2 separate regions of the Homo sapiens genome follow, and region 1 is linked to region 2. Evidence: read pairs that join two places in POLR2A ChIA-PET (ENCODE). Cell type or tissue: HepG2. All regions are shown on one strand. Links, peaks and the distances in the headings refer to the core of each region. The heading gives the core; the rest is flanking DNA. Region 1 overlaps LINC01429 (long intergenic non-protein coding RNA 1429). Region 2 overlaps ATP9A (ATPase phospholipid transporting 9A (putative)).

Region 1 (8,670 bases), core at 2,710-5,209, 66 kb after region 2:
AAAAACAAAGGTTAGCTATTGAATGAATGAGTGAGTGAGTGAATGAATGAGTGGGTAGGTGAAGTGGAGGAGGATGTGAAGTTGGTGGGAGTGAGGGTGCTAGAAATCTCCACATCTTTCACCAAGGCAGAGAGCTTATCGGGGGAGGAGGAGCAGAAGCAGTGAGTTCATTTCCAGAAATGTTGCTGGAGGTGAGTTGACTAGCTCCACATAAACCCTGGGAATGATCACTGAAGCTGGGTAATTTCACCATTGTCCTCAGTATCTGACCCCCGATGGAAAATTCCACAGCTTCACTAAAAGACCTGTATACCTCTGGAATATTTTTATAGGGAACATAAAAGAAATGAATGTGGGATTTGGGGGACTGGGGAGAAGATTCTGAGGAGCTGGTCCTCTGAGAAGAGTTAATCAGGCAAGTCCAGTAATTATCTGGTTCCAACTACATTTGAAACACTGTGCTGGGTCCCTTATGTAATTGTCCTTCCAACTCTGAGAAGTAATTTTATCATTCCCTTTTCACATATGCAGAAATTGGGATTGAAAGAAGCTGTGCTCCATCCCAGGGCATTGCCTCCTCCAGCACTGGGTCTAGGCTTTGCATCAACCTGTCTACTGCCGGTTGGCCATTTGTGTCTTCATGCTACCCACAGGGCCCTCGAGGCTCTACCTCTGAGATTCAGCAAAGGAGGTCCTGCCTCATGGAGCTCACAGTCCAGGGAGAAAGACAGACAATAAACAAGCAAACAATACACAAATAAAATAGGCCAGGCATGGTGGCCCACACCTGTAATCCCAGCACTTTGGAAGGCTGAGACGGGTGGATCACTTGAGGTCAGGAGTTCGAGACCAACCATGGCCAACGTGGCAAAACCCTATCTCTACTAATAATACAAAAAATTAGATGGGACTGGTAGTGAGTGTCTGTAATCCCAGCTACTGGGAGGCAGGAGAATAGCTTGAATCCAGGAGGCAGAAGTTGCAGTGAGCCAAAATTGTGCCATTGCAGTCCAGCATGGATGACAGAGCAAGACTATGTCTCTAAAAATAAAATAAAATAATAAAAAAATTGGCTGGGCACAGTGGCTCACACCTGTAGCACTTTGGGTGGCCGAAGCAGGCAGATCACCTGATGTCAGGAGTTTGAGACCAGCCTGGCCAGCTTGGTAAAACCCCAACTCTGCTAAAAATACAAAAATTAGCCGGGCATGGTGACACGCACCTGTAATCTCAGCTACTGGGGAGGCTGAGGCATGAGAATCGCTTGAACCTGGGAGGCAGAAGTTGCAGTGAGCCGCAATCACACCATTGCATGATCAACTGTCTAGCACTGAGCAACAGGGCTAGACTCCATCTCAGAAAAAAAATAAAATAAAATAAGAAATGCAAAATTGTTACAGGAGTTGTAAGGGAATAACAAGATAATAGAATTAGGGAGAGACTGCAGGTGGAGGCCAGATGAGATGTTCATGGGTGCCCCCTTGGAGCAGAGACCTGTAGAGCTACAGGAAGGATGTTCTAGAAAACACCAAGGGCCCTGAGGTAGGAAGGAGCTTTGAGGCATCAAAAATGAAGCTACTGTCCTTGGTGTACAGCCAAGAAAAAAAAGGTGGGAGAAGTTGAGGTTAGGGGTGGGTGGGACCAGATCACAGGGGCCTTGTAGGCCCTGCCTGTGATTTGAATTTCATTCTAAGTGATGGGGGCTTTAAGCTGGGGAGGGAGGTGACCTGATTCACCCTGGAAAAGAGTGCCCTAGATGCTTGTGGAGAAGAAAATGAAGAGGGCAAGATGGAAGGCAACCTCGAGACAGACCTCAAGGATGCCATTCCCTGCCTCACCCCCATCGCTCCCCAGAAGCTTGGGTGAAACCACCTTCCATCTGGTCCTTCCAGTTCCTACCTCTCTAATTGAGAGGGAGCCTAGCAAGTTGGGGTAGGGCCTGCTATATAATTAGTTAGGCCCAGTGCAAAATGAAAATAAGGACTCCAAGCCGGGCGTGGTGGCTCGCACCTGTAATCCCAGCACTTCGGGAGGCCGAGGAGGGTGGATCACAAGGTCAGGAGATCGAGACCATCCTGGCTAACACGGTGAAACCCCGTCTCTACTAAAAATACAAAATATTAGCCAGGCGTGGTGGCGGGCGCCTGTAGTCCCAGCTACTTGGGAGGCTGAGGCAGGAGGATGGCGGGAACCTGGGAGGCGGAGCTTGCAGTGAGCCAAGATCGCGCCACTGCACTCCAGCCTAGGCGAAAGAGCAAGACTCAGTCTCAAAAAAAAAAAAAAAAAAAAAAAAGAAATGCAAGATGCTAACAGCAGAGTGTTCAGCCAAGCATGATGCCCTTCTGAGCACAGACCCCATGAAGTTGACAGTGGGGAGAAGACTTTGGACCCAATGGTTAGGGAGGCTGCTCTGAGAAGGTGACACCTGACCTCCTTCAGAGATCATGGCCTTCTTGGGCCTGGTGCGGTGGCTTACACCTGTAAGCACTTTGGGAGGCCCAGGCAGGAGGATCACCGGAGGCCAGGAGTTCAAGACAAGTCTGGGCAATATAGTGAAACCCTTGTCTCTATCACCGTGCCCAGCCTACAAAAAAATTTTTAAAAATATTAACTGGGTATGGTGGCGCATGCTTGTAGTCCCAGCTTCTCGGGAATCTGCGGTGGGAGGATCCATTGACTTCAGGAGTTCAAGGCTGTGATCTCACTGCTGCGCTCCAGCCTGGGTGACAGAGCCAGCCCCTTGTCTTTAAAAAAAAAAAAAAAACAGGCTGGTTGCGGTGGCTCACGCCTGTAATCCCAGCACTTTGGGAGGCCAAGGTGGGTGGATCAACTGAGGTCAGGAGTTCGAGATCAGCGTGGCCAACATAGTGAAACCCCATCTCTACTAACAATACAAAAAATTATCTGAGCGTGGTGGTGGGTGCCTATAATCCTAGCTACTTGGGAGGCTGAGGCAGGAGAAACTCTGGAACCTGGGAGGCGGAGGTTGCAGTGATCCGAGATCGCACCACTGCACTCCAGCCTGGGAGACAGAGTGAGACTCCATCTCAAACAAACAAAAACACAGAGAGAGAGAGAGAGAGAGAGATTATGACTGTCTTGGTACCAGCAGATGTTGCTTTGTAATCACCAAGTGGGGAGAGGGGGTGGCAGCCTGTCTTACACACCTGGACCACATTGCCCAACAACACTGCTCCACCCAGTCCGTAAAACCTCCCTCGGTGGCTATCTTCACCTAACATAGACACCTATTCAAAGCATCTGATGAGGTCATGTGCGTGCTACCACTTGGGAAAACGAAACTAAGAGCACTATAGGAACAATGATGAATATCATCATCATCATCATATTTACAAAATGCTTGCATATCACACCTGTAATCCCAGCACTTTGGGAGGCTGAGGCGGCGAATCACCTGAGGTCGGGAGTTCGAGACCAGCCTGACCAACATGGAGAAACCCCTTGTCTATTAAAAATACAAAATTAGCCAGGCATGGTGGCAGGCACCTGTAATCCTAGCTACTTGGGAGGCTGAGGCAGGAGAATCGCTTAAACCCAGGAGGTGGAGGTTGTGGTGAGCTGAGATCACGCCATTTTGCACTCCAGCCTGGGCAACAAGAGCAAAACTCTGTCTCAAAAAAAAAAAAAAAATGCTTGTGTAAGTATTTATTATGTTAATACAAAATATTTATCATCAAAAAATAAACAATACATTTGATTGAACCATCTTGTATCATCCTTCTTCTTAGTGGAAGACATTGCATAGACACTGTATCTCTTATATTTCTCCTGATAATACTACAAGATTGATCCTTGTCCAACAGATATTTCCTGAACACCTACTATGTGCTGCAAGTACTGAGATCCACAGTGCAATCCGGCAGCCAGGGAGCACCCCCGATCACAGACACTGTGGCCCCGCAATGGATGGGCGCTTCCATTGCTGGAGCTCACTTTTCCTGCTCTGTAAGTACTGAGATCCACAGTGCAATCCGGCAGCCAGGGAGCACCCCCGATCACGGACACTGTGGCCCCGCAGTGGACGGGCGCTTCCGTCGCTGGAGCTCACTTTTCCTGCTCTATTGTTGTCATAGAAGAAAGTTCCATACCCAACATCACATTCTCTACTTATTTGTTTGTCTCTCTTTTCCTCTAGAACTGCAGGAGCTGGGAATTTGAACTGTTTCTCTCACTTCTGGATCCCAGCATTTAGAACAGGGCTCCACTCACAGCAGCCACTATTGCTGAAGAAGCAAATCCCGCGGGATTGCTTGAGGTCATTGGACTTCACAAGAGATGTCTGGGGTGGAGACAGGACTTGGGAAGATGCTGGTTCATGGATGGTGTGGGGGCTGCAGGAGGAGATGCCTGGGGAGAGAGTATCTAGTAAGAAGTGACAATGTTGGTTGGGCACGATGGCTCATGCTTGCAATCCTAGCACTCTGGGAGGCCAAGGTGAGAGGATCACCTGAGGTTAGGAGTTTGAGACCAGCCTGGCCAACATGGTATAACCCCGTCTCTACTAAAAGTACAAAAATTAGCCAGGCGTGGTGGTGGGCGCCTGTAATCCCAGCTACTTGGGAGGCTGAGGCAGGAGAATTGCTTGAACCTGGGAGGCGGAGGTTGCAGTGAGCCGAGATCATGCCACTGCACTCCAGCCTGGGCGACAAAGTGAAACTCCATCACAAAAAAAAAAAAAAAAAAAAAAGAAGTGACAATGTCCTTGGGTCTGCCTTGGTGCCGCAGGGGAGTGTGGTCATAGGTCGAAGACAGAGAAAGAGCCATTAAGAAATGGGAGTAGGCTGGGCGCAGTGGCTCATACCTGTAATCCCAGCACTTTGGGAGGCTGAGGTGGGTGGATCACCTGAGGTCAGGAGTTTGAGATCAGCCTGACCAATATGGTGAAACTCTGTCTCTACTAAACATACACAAAATTAGCTGGGCATGGTGGCGCATGCCTATAATCCCAGCTACTCAGGAGGCTGAGGCAGGAGAATCACTTGAACCCAGGAGGCAGAGGTTGCAGTGAGCTGAGATGGCGCCATTGCACTCCAGCCTGGGGGACAGAGCAAGACTCCGTCTCAAAAAAAAAAAGAAATGGGAGTAGCCCAAAGGGGTGAGTGATGGTTACCTGAGGGCTCTCTCTGGAAAGCAGGACTTATCCACACTCCTTAGTATCTTGATGCTGCTGAGAGATCAACGTCAGGGCTGGGAAAAGGGCTGTTGGATTTGAGAGAAGGGATGAGAGTCATGAAGCACACTGGGGGGCCGCTTCCAGGGACAGGAGACATCAATGGAGGGGAAATGAGAAATAAGTGGACCTGCACCTTTTGCTAAGGGAGGCTGTTAAGGGAGGAGAGAGACCGGGCAGTTGCTAGACGGATGGTGGCCAAGGGAGGGTTTTGTTTTTGTTTTAAAGATGGGAGAGATTATAAGTGCTGAAGGGAAGGATGTAATTCAAAAGGAAAGCTTGCATATTCATGGGGGATCAGGAGTAAGGAAGGTTCTGAGGTGGCAGGCAGGGCTAGGAGGCGGCGGGATTGGTTTTTGGAGGGACATCCGTTAACAGGAGGAGAGAAGCTGGGGACCAGGAGCAAAGCCCAAGGCCTTCCCAGGCCCTGGAAACCCTCCGTGCTGGGCCGGTCCCCTGCTGCTTCTCTGGTTTCACTTCCTTTCTCAGCCCTGTTCCCACTTCTGCTCTGGCCCCCTGGCTCCCTGGCTTTTCCCTGAGTCCTCCCACCAGGCTCCTGCCTTTGCCTCACTTTCCTCTCTCCCTAGGATATTTTTGCTGCAGAGATCCACGTGGCTCAGTCCCTCGCTTTATCTGGGTCTCTGCTCTCCTGTCCATTTTTCAGAGCTCTTCCCTGACTACCACATAGGTAACGGTATCCTCCTATTACCTTCCATTCAGACCCTCTCCTTTACCATAGGGCCTTTGCACCTGCTATTCTCCCTGCCTGAAATACTGTGCCTTGCCTGATTATTATTATTATTATTATTATTTTGAGACAGAGTCTCACTCTGTCACCCAGGCTGGAGTGCAATAGCACGATCTCAGCTCACTGCAACCTCCACCTGCTGGGTTCAAGTGAGCAAGCATGGCTAATTTTTGTATTTTTAGTAGAGATGGGGTTTCACCATGTTGGCCAGGCTGGTCTCGAACTCCTGACCTCAAGTAATCAACCTGCTTCAGCCTCCCAAAGTGCTGGGATTACAGACATCTGCCACCACACCCCCGGCCCCTGATTTTTTGTTTGTTTTTTTGAGACAGACTCTCCTTCTGCTGTCTAGGCTGGAGTACAGTGGAGCGATCTTAGCTCACTGCAACCTCTGCCTCCCGGGTTCAAGTGATTCTCCTGCCTCAGTCTCCTAAGTAGTTGAGATTACAGGTGTCCGCCACCATGCCTGGCTAATTTTTGTATTTTTAGTAGAGACAGGGTTTCACCATGTTGGACATGGCTGGTCTTGAACTCCTGACCACAGGTGAGCTGCCTGCCTTGGCCTCCGAAAGTTCTGGGATTACAGGCATAAGCCACTGCGCCTGGCCTGATTTTTTTTTTTTTTTTTTTTTTTTTTTTTTTGTAGAGATGGGGTCTTGCTTTGTTGCGTAGGCTGGTCTCGAACTCCTGGGCTGAAGCTATCCTCCCGCCTCAGCCTCCCAAAATGCTGGGATTACGGGAATGAGTCACCAAGACTGGCCCCTTCCCTGATCTTGTTAATGACTCAATCTTCACCCCTAGCTCAGGCATCTGTCTTCAGTCTTGTCTCTTCTTTCTCCCCAACTAGGTCAGGTTCCCTCACACAGGACCCTTGGAGAGCTGGGCACTTCTCCAATAGCATTTGTTGAAGTTACTATTTTTTATCTGTGAGATTGGCTAAGACCTCTTTCTTGCTCCAGACTACAGGTACCATCCAAGCAGAGGCCACATCCATCTTACCCAAATGTGTATTTTCAGTGCCTGCTGGAGTGCCAGGCACCCAGCGGGTACCCAGAACTTAGGGTGTTGGGTGTACTCATGGATCAGAACTTCATTTCAGCCCGAGCTGTAGACCTGAAGACTGAGGCTCAAGATATTCCATCATCAGATATCGAGGGTCGGAGGGTAAAAAAAAGAAAAAGAGCCAGGCGCAGTGGCTCCCGCCTGTAGTCCCGGCACTTTGGGAGGCCGAGGCAGGCAGATCACTTGAGGTCAGGAGTTCCAGACCAGCCTGGACAACACTGTGAAACCCCGTCTTTCCCGAAAATACAGAAAAGTCCCAGCTACTCAAGTGGCTGAGGCAGGATAATTGCTTGAACCTGGGAGGTGGAGGTTGCAGTGAGCCGAGATTGTGCCACTGCACTCCAGTCTGGGTGACAGAGTGAGACTCTGTCACGAAAGAAAGAGAGAAAGAAAAAGAGAGAGAGAGAGAGAGCAAGAGAGAGAGCAAGAGAGAGAGAGCAAGAGAGCAAGAGAGAGAGAGCAAGAGAGAGAGAGAGAGATCATCGATACTCATTTATCAAATACTCAAACCCGTATCTGTCTACACATGCTATTGACCTAAACTATACTTTTCAAGAATATTCTTCGCTGCCAAGGCTGGAGTGTAGAGGCATGATCTCATCTCACTGTAACCTCTGCCTCCTGAGTTCAAGCGATTCTCCTGCCTCACCTCCCTAGTAGCTGGGACTACAGGCCTGCACTGCCACACCCAGATAATTTTTGTATTTTTGGTAGAGATGGAGTTTTGTCATGTTGGTCAGGCTGGTCTCAAACTCCTGACCTTAGGTGATCTGCCCGCCTTGGCCTCCCAAAGTGCTGGGATTACAGGCATGAGCCACTGCGCCTGGCTTCAAGAATATTGTTCATTTACAGAGGCATAGAGGTTAAGAGTACCCTCTGAAATTACACAGCCTGGAATTGACTGCTAGCTCTCCCCTCTGCAATCTTTCTGGCACCAGTCATGTTGGTTCAGCTCCCTCTGGGCCTCACTTACCCATCTGTAGAATGGGGATAATAACACCTGCATTGTACATCTATTAGGAGGATGAATGTGATTATCACATGTAAAAGGCTAGAGCCATGCTTGACACACGATACATATTCAAATTCCAGTCAAGCTTCTCTCTTTTTTTTTGAGACGGAGTTTCGCTCTGTCGCCCAGGCTGGAGTGCAGTGGCACGATCTCGGCTCACTGCAAGCTCTGCCTCCCGGGTTCAGGCCATTCTCCTGCCTCAGCCTTCCGAGTAGCTGGGACTACAGGCGCCTGCAACCAAGCCCGGCTAATTTTTTTTTGTATTTTTAGTAGAGACGGGGTTTCACCGTGTTAGCCAGGATGGTCTCAATCTCCTGACCTCCTGATCCGCCCGCCTCGGCCTCCCAAAGTGCAGGGATTACAGGCGGGAGCTACCGCGCCCGGCCCAGCTTCTCTTTTTGAATGCCAGGCTTTGTGCTAAAACTCTTACTGGTTTTTACACTGAGCCCCCAAAGATTATCAACCCAAATTTCAGGACGCATGTGTTTTTATTAATGTCTCAGAAAAGTCAGATTGGAAGTTGCATGCACAATTCCTGCCGGAACAAAGTACAGCCATCTCCCTGCACTAATGCATTTCCAGCTGGTGGAGTTCAGTTTTTAAAGAGCAGTAAATACTTGCAAGAGACGAACGGCAGGAAGTGAATGAAGGAATAGA
Region 2 (8,670 bases), core at 5,399-7,898:
ATAAATTTCTTAGGTCAGGCATGGTGGCACAGGCCTGTATTCCCAGCACTTTGAGAGGCCAAAAGTGGACAAATCACCTGAGGTCAGGGGTTTGAGACCAGCCTGGCCAACATGGCTAAACCCTGTGTCTACTAAAAATACAAAAAAAATCACTGGGCATGGTGGTGCATGCCTGTAATACTAGCTAGTAGGAAGGCTGAGGCATGAGAATTGCTTGAACCCAGAAGGCAGAGGTTGCAGTGAGCCAAGACCACACCACTGCATTCCATCCTGGGCAACAGAGTGAGACACTGTCTCAATAAATACATAAATAAGCCGGGCATGGTGGCCCATGCCTGTAATCCCAGCACTTTGGGAGGCCGAGGTGGATCACTTGAGATCAGGAGTTTGAGACCAGCCTGTCCAACATGGTGAAACCCCATCCCTACTAAAAAAAAAAAAATACAAAAATTAGCCAGGTATGGTGGCATACACCTGTAACCCCAACTACTCAGGAGGCTGAGGCAGAAGAATTGCTTGAACCCAGGAGCCGGAGGCTGCAGTGAGCCGAGACTGCACCACTGCACTCCAGCCTGGGCAAAAGAGTGAGACTCTGTCTCAAAAAATAAAAAATAAGTAATAAATAAATAAATTTATTGGCTGGGCGTGATGGCTCACGCCTGTAATCCCAGCACTTTGGGAGACCAAGGCAGGCGGATCACAAGGTCAGGAGTTCGAGACCAGCCTGACCAACATGGTAAAACCCCGTCTCCACTAAAAATACAAAAATTAGCTGGCGTGGTGCCACGGGCCTGTAATCCCAGCTACCCAGGAGGCTGAGGCAGGAGAATCGCTTGAACCCAGGAGGCGGAGGTTGCAGGGAGCCAAGAACGCGCCTCTGCACTCCAGCCTGGGTGAAAGAACAAGACTCCATCTCAATTAAAAAAAAAAAAATTTCTTATAATACCATTATACTCCTATCAGAATGGCTGAAACAAAAGGTGACGGACAATACCAAGTGTTGATGAGGACATGGAACAACTGACCAGCTTGGTGGAAGTATAAATTAGTACAATTGCTTTGGAAAATTATCATTTTCTTCTAAAGCTAAACACAAATATACCCTAGGGCCCAGCAAAGCCACATAATACATACTGAATGATGTGTTCAAGAATGTTCATAGCAGCCGGGCGCGGTGGCTCACGCCTGTAATCCCAGCACTTTGGGAGGCCGAGGCGGGCAGGTCACAAGATCAAGACCATCCTGGCTAACAAGGTGAAACCTCGTCTCTATGAAAAATACAAAAAATTAGCCAGGCGTGGTGGTGGGCGCCTGTAGTCCCAGCTACTCTGGAGGCTGAGGCAGGAGAATGGCGTGAACCTGGGAGGCGGAGCTTGCAGTGAGCCGAGATCGTGCCACTGAACTCCAGCCTGGGCGACAGAGCGAGACTCCATCTCAAAGAAAAAAAAAAAAGTTCATAGCTGCACTATTCATGACATTAATTTCAAATAAAAGCTTAATAACACTAAGAGATACTGCACATGCCAAGATGGCAATAAATGAGACGCTTTCTACGTTAGTTTCCTTGGGCTGCCATAATAAAATATCATAGACTGGATGGCTTAAACAACAGAAACTTATTTTCTCACAGTCCTGGAGGCCAGAAATCCAAGAACAAGGTGTCAGCAGGGTTGGTTTCTCCTGAGGCCTCTCTCCTTGGCTTGCAGACAGCCACCTTCCCCCTGTGTCCTCACACGGTCTTTTCTCTGGTGTCTCTGTCTTTTTTTTTTTTTCTTTCTTTCTTTCTTTTTGAGATGGAGTCTCGCTCTGTCGCCCAGGCTGGAGTGCAGGGGCATGATCTTGGCTCACTGCAACCTCCGCTTCCTGGGTTAAAGCAATTCTCCTGCCTCGGCCTTCCTAGTAGCTGAGATTACAGGTGCACGCCACCACACCTGGCTAATTTTTGTAATTTTAGTAGAGATGGGATATCACCATGTTGGCCAGGCTGGTTTTGAACTCCTGACCTCAGGTGATCCACCTGCCTCAGCCTCCTAAAGTTCTGGGATTACAGGTGTGAGCCACCATGCCCAGCCTCTCTTTCTGTCTTAATCTCCTCCTATAAGGTCACCGGGCTGGATGGAAAAGGGCCCATCCTAACAGCTTCATTTTAAATTGATCACCTCTTTAAAGGCCCCCTGTCTCCAAATGCAGTCACATTCTGAGGTGCTGGGGATTCCAGCTTCAAACGTGAATTTGGGGAGGTGTGGGGGATCCACGTCTGCAACATTTCCCAAATGTTCTAACAGCACAAGGCTTCCTTAATTACTAAATCAGAAAGCTGACCTCATAGCAAGAACAATAGTCCAGACTATATGAATTTCTCATCCAACAGGTGTCTTGAGTTTTGTTTTCGGTTTTGTTTTTTTTTTAAAAAGACAGGATGAGACACCTTAAAAGGACTATGGCCACTCAGTGAGTATCAGCTTCCTTAGTCCAGTGGCTCTGAGGGCCATTCACCCCCCAGAGGACACTTGGCAATGTCTGGAGACATTCTTGATTGTCACAAGGTGGGGAGGGGATGGCACTGGCATCTAGTGGGCAGAGGCCAGGGATGTTGCTAAACATCCTACAATGCCCAGGACAGCCTCCATAACAGGGAATCATCAAACCCAAAATATCGGCCAGGCGCAGCATATTTTTAGTAGAGACAGGGTTTCACCATGTTGGCCAGGTTGGTCTTGAACTCCTGACCTTAAGTGAGCCACCCACCTCGGCCTCCCAAAGTGCTGGGATTACAAGTGTGAGCCACCAAGCCCGGCCCCAAGCCTGACTTTATCTCATCACTGCAAACTGCCCGTGGCACGTGGGAGATCCTGCCAGGCCCACGGTAGGAGCAGGGCACTGTTGACACTACAAACTGATTCTTCCTTGGGGACCGCCGCCAACAGGCTTTTCCTTGGCATTTGCTAAATGCCACAGAGATTTAATTGGGGCGAAGGAAGAGCATCCGGCCCAGTCCACCTTTCCAATTCTCACCAGAAGCCTTTCCCTGCTCGCACAGGGCCTCTTCCAACTGTCTTCCCCCAGAGTTTCTGCAAATTCTGTTTAGACAAAAATAAAAGCAGGGCCAGGCACAGTGGCTGCTGCCTGTAGTCCCAGCACTTTGACAGGCAGAGGTTGGCGGACTGCTTTAGCTCAAGAGTTTGAAACCAGCCTGAGCAACATGGAGAAACCCCATCTCTATAAAAAAATACAAAAATTAGCCAGGTATGGTGGTGCATGTTTGTAATCCCAGCTACTGGGGAGGCTGCAGCGGTAGGATTGTTTGAACCCAGGAGGCTGAGGTTGCAGTGAGATCGCACCCACTGTACTCCAGCCTGAGCAATAGAATGAGAGTACGTCTCAAAAAAAAAAAAAGGTTTTAAATGTATAAGCACAACCAACTATCCTATTTCTTTCCCCTTGTAGCAGTAACATTATGTGTTTAGACTGCGCCATTTCAGCATGGGCCACTAATTCCTAAATGTCAGGCATGACTTGGGGTATTTACAAATCTCAGGAACTTTTATAGACTTCATGGTTTTCTTTAAATTGACTGCCTTTTATTTAAATTCTAAAAGGAAACTTCCTGCCATGACACAAGAAAGCAAGTATCATTTGGTACAAACAGAAGGGCTCATAAAAATAATTGCTAACCTTTCATACATATATTAATCTTTCAAACTCACAAATTAGAGAAAACAGATACTAGTTGTTAAAATCAGAATCATTCTAAATGTCATCAATAAAAATGTTATAATTAGTCTTTTTCTTTCCAAATTAAACCAAAATCACCACCTTCATGAGTGACCCTGAAGACACGTCCCAACCCCTCCACCCCTTCAAAGGCAGTCATAAAATACAGCCAGCCCTTATCACTGACTTTCAACATTTCCATCTGGGTAAAGACACTAAAAGAACATTCTGTTCTGAGAAGTAAGGGACAAAAGTCCAAAGATGGCCGGTTCCATGCCTTGCCTCCTTTTTCCAACTTATTGCATGCAAGACAGAGGTCAAGGTCAAAGGGTGCCCCCATCTCCTTGCGGACTGGACTACAGGGACCTCCTCTCGCCAGCCAGCTGTACAGTAGGTAGAAAGAGCCCTTTTGGGCTGGGCGCAGTGGCTTATGCTTGTAATCCCAGCACTTTGGAAGGCCAAGGCGGGCGGATCATGAGGTCAAGAGTTCGAGACCAGCCTGCAGAACATGGTGAAACCCCGTCTCTACTAAAAATACAAAAATTAGCCAGCCATGGTGGCCTGCACCTGTAATCCCAGCTACTCAGGAGGCTGAGGAAGGAGAATCGCTTGAACTCGGGAGGCGGAGGTTCCAGTGAGCCGAGATCATACCACTGCACTCCAGCCTGGGCAACAGAAGGAGACTCTGTCTCAAAAAAGAAAAGAAAGAGCCCGTCTGCAAGGAAGCCCGGCAGGCACGGCACCCATGTCCACACTCCATCCTTCAGAGTCCCTCTGTGGGTTTGCAACAACACATCTTCTGGTCTCCACGTGGGCAGAGAGCAGCTAGTCTGGTTTTGGTCAGCACAAGGCAGAGCAAGGGAGGACCTCTGTAACTGAAGGGGATGGCGCAAGTGCAGCTGGGCGCTGGCAGAGGACAGAGAGCACAGCCCCATGGGCCGCTGCCAAGCTCCACTGTTCTCATCCCAGGGGGGCAAAGAGCTGTTGGTGCAACTCTCTCCTCCAGCCCAGAGAGGGGAAGGTCGGTGGCTGAGGAGGGGGGTGTCTCTGGGTTTCACCCACCAGCACAATCCCCTCCCTCAAAACATACCCCTATATGCTTGGTATCTAATACTCCCTCCACCACATCAAAGAAAGGATGTTAAAATGTACACACACGGCCGGGTGCGGTGGCTCATGCCTGTGATCCCAGCACTTTGGGAGGCCGAGGTGGGTGGATCACCTGAGGTCAGGAGTTCGAAACCAGCATGGCCAACAGGGCAAAACTCTGTCTCTACTAAAACCACAAAAATTAGCTAGGCGTGGTGGCGGGTGCCTGTAATCCCATGTACTCAGGAGGCTGAGGCAAGAGAATCGCTTGAACCTCAGAGGCAGAGGTTGCAGTGAGCCGAGATCGCACCACTACACTCCATCCTGGGCGACAAGAGCAAGATTCTGTCACAAAAATAATAATAATAATAAATAAAATTAAAAAATAAAATAAGATGTACACACACCCCTACATGCCACATATCTAATACTATCTCCACTTTGTCAAAGGAAGGACATTGAAACACACACCCACCCCACTATATACAATTGATCCTCATAATTTATAATTTCTGTATTTGCAAATTCACCAAATCCCTCAAACTTGTAATCCCAAATCAACAGCTGCAGCCCCTTCACAGTCACTAATGGATGCGTGCAGTGTAGCCAAAATGGTGAGTTGCTCCTCCCTGCCCCGCCCCCAGACACACACATTCCCAGCTGAGGTGACACAAGGCTTCTCATTGCAGCTCTCACACTACAAATAGGAGTCATTTTTGTGGTCTCTTACTGCCACGATTTGTGCATTTTTGTGCTTTTCCCTGATGGTTTTGCAGTTTAAAATGGCCCCTCAGCACAGTGCAGAAGAACTAGTATCTCTAAGCACAGGAAGGCTGGGATGTGCCACGTGGAAAAAATACACGTGTCAGATAAGCTGCCTCCAGGCGTGAGTTACAGAGTTGTTGCCTGTGAGTTCGATGTTAATGAATCCATAACGTACATTAAATATGCGGTTTTTAAAAAACAGAAACACACCTAAAACGAGGTTCTTCATTGATCAGTCAACAAAAATAATGTGACCAGAGCCTCTCAGGAACCTAACCCCATATTTCCCCTAAGAGCAATGGTTCCATATTCGAAAATTCAGTGCTCACAACGACTGAAATAAAGAATGTAAGTACTGGGCAGGGCACGGTGGCTCACATCTGTAATCCCAGCACTTTGGGAGGCCAAGGCAGGCGGATCACCTGAGGTCAGGAGTTCGAGACTAGCCTGGCCAACATGGCGAAACCCCGTCTCTACTAAAACTACAAAAATTAGCCGGGCATACTGGTAGGCATGTGTAATCCCAGCTACTTGGGAGGCTGAGGCAGGAGAATCACTTGAACTGGGAGGTGGAGGTTGCAGTGAGCCAAGATCACGCCACTGCACTCCAGCCTGGGCGACAGAGCAAGACTCCGTCTCAAAAAAAAAAAAAAAAATGCCAGGTGCAGTGGCTCACGCCTGTAATCGCAACACTTTGGGAGGCCGAGGCAGGCGGATCACAAAGTCAAGAGATCAAGACCATCCTGGTCAACATGGTGAAACCCTGTCTCTACTAAAAATACAAAAATTAGCTGGGCGTGGTGGTGGCGCAGGCCTGTAGTAGTCCCAGCTACTTGGGAGGCTGAAGCAGAGAATTGCTTAAACCCAGGAGGCAGAGGTTGCAGTGAGCCGAGACTGCGCCACTGCACTCCAGCCTGAGTGAGAGTGAGACTCCGTCTCAAAATAAAAAACAAGAATGTAAGTCCTGAGAGTAATGAGAGTCCTACCTAACACCACCTCCATCACATCAAAGAGAAAGGGCATTTTTGTTTCCTTATCAGTAAAGCAAGAATAAAAAAAATTACCAACATCAAAGGGCCATTGTGCAGCATGAAAGAGGAAACATGAGTTCAGAGCCAAAACACTGCAGGTCCTAAATAAATATTCATCTTTTTCCTCCACCGTCAGATAATGAGTCACATAAACATGCTGACATAAGCTCTATGCTCTCAGGCAAAATGTAGGACCTCTGAAATGCCTCTGATGCCTCCACCCAGGTGGCGGGCTTCCTGTCTAGATTCCAGTCCCCTTTGTGGGATGGAAAGAGGAGCACGACAATCCGTTCCCAGGGTCTGCAGCACACATCGGTGTGTGACAGCTTCTCCTCATTGTTGTAACAAATTAGCACAACTTTGGCCGGGCGCCGTGGCTCACGGCTGTAATCCCAGCACTTTGGGAGGCCAAGGCGGGCAGATCACGAGGTCAGGAGATCCAGACCATCCTGGCTAACACGGTGAAACCCCGTCTCTAATAAAATACAAAAAATTAGCCGAGCGTGGTGACAGGCGCCTGTAGTCCCAGCTACTCGGGAGGCTGAGACAGGAGAATGGCGCGAACCCGGAAGGCGGAGCTTGCAGTGAGCCAAGGTTGCGCCACTGCACTCCAGCCTGGGCGACAGAGCGAGACTCCGCCTCAAAAAAAAAAAAAAATTAGCACAACTTGAGTGGCTTAAAACAATGCAAGTTTATTACCCTACAGTTAGGTCCGAAGTCCAAAATGGGCCTCATGGGACTAAAATCAAGGAAGGTGTCAGCAGAGCCGTGTTCCTTCTGGAGGCTCCAACCGAGTCCGTTTCCTTAACTCTTCCAACTTCTAGAGTCCCCCGCATTCCTTGGCTCATGGCCCCTTCTTCCCTCTTCAAGCCAGCAGTGCAGCCTCTCCCAATCTTTCTCTTATGCTGACACTCACTCTCCTGCCTGTCTTTCGCTTTTAAGGACCCTGTGATAACACTGGGCCGGGCCAGGGTCAGTGGCTCACACCTGTAATCTCAGCATTTTGGGAGGCCAAGGTGGGCAGATAACTTGAGGTCAGGAGTTCAAGGCCAGCTTGGCCAATACGGTGAAGCCCCGTCTCTACCAAAAATACAAAAATTAGGCCAGGCATGGTGGCTCACGCCTGTAATCCCAGCACTTAGGGAGGCCAAGGTGAGCGGATCATGAGGTCAAGAGATCGAGACCATCTCGGTCAACACGGTGAAACCCCATCTCTACTAAAAATACAATTAGCTGGGCGTGGTGGCATGCGCCTGTAGTCCCAGCTACTCCGGAGGCTGGGGCAGGAGAACTGCTTGAACCGGGAGGCAGAGGTTGCAGTGAGCCAAGATCACACCACTGCACTCCAGCCTAGTGACAGAGCAAGACTCTGTCTCAAAAAAAAAAAAAAAATTAGCTGGGCGTGGCGGCGGGAGCCTGTAATCCCAGCTACGCAGGAGGCCGATGCATGAGAATCGCTTGAACCCGGGAGGTGGAGGTTGCAGTGAGTAGAGATCATGCCACTGCACTCCAGCCTGGGTGACAAGAGCGAGACCCTGTCTAAAAACAAACAAACAAAAAGATTTAAGGTGATATATCCACAAATGGCTTTTTTTTTTTTTTTTTTTTTTGAGACAGGGTCTCACTCTGTTGCCGAGGCTGGAGTGCAGCGGTATGATCAGGGTTTACCGCCACCTACGCTTCCTGGGCTCAAGCACTCCTCCTACCTCAGCCTCCCAAGTAGCAAGGACCACAGGCTCAAGCCACCATGCCTGGCTTTTTTTATTATTATTATTTATTTTTTGTAGAGACAGGGTTTCACTATGTTGCCCAGGCTGCTCTTGAACTCCAGGGCTCAAGCAATCCTCCTGCCTGGGCCTCCCAAAGTGCTGGGATTACAGGTGTGAGCCACCAAGCCCAACTGAAATTCTATTACACAATAAAAAGAAACTTCAAAAACTTCATGCTAAATTAAAGCAGCCAGACACAAAAGGCAACACGTGGTGTGATTCCATTGATAGACAATTTCCAGAAAGGGCAAACCTATGGAATCAGAAAGCGGATCACTGGTTGCCTGGGACTGGGGCAAGGG

Evidence for each region. Peaks named below come from ENCODE experiments on the same cell type or tissue, not always from the same donor. Only the 100,000 strongest peaks of a DNase experiment are listed, where the experiment ranks them.
Region 1: POLR2A ChIA-PET joins it to region 2 with 5 read pairs; 2 of 35 experiments call an interaction of 5 or more read pairs at or near these places.

Annotation. Positions count from the first base shown.
Region 1 is chr20:51,823,312-51,831,981 of GRCh38, forward strand. It overlaps LINC01429 (long intergenic non-protein coding RNA 1429), which reads right to left. Exons shown (of 3, transcript NR_110016.1): 3 at 8,486-8,670. Among named protein-coding and RNA genes, the nearest start is that of SALL4, 25 kb to the left of the region's middle. In HepG2, for the core only: no CTCF peak of the experiment used is centred there; no DNase peak of the experiment used is centred there; H3K27me3 peaks cover 59 bases.
Region 2 is chr20:51,754,519-51,763,188 of GRCh38, forward strand. All of the region lies in intron 1 of ATP9A (ATPase phospholipid transporting 9A (putative)), which reads right to left. Among named protein-coding and RNA genes, the nearest start is that of ATP9A, 9.5 kb to the right of the region's middle. RefSeq lists an enhancer at 7,724-8,408. In HepG2, for the core only: no CTCF peak of the experiment used is centred there; DNase peaks (open chromatin) are centred at 5,473, 6,673 and 7,323.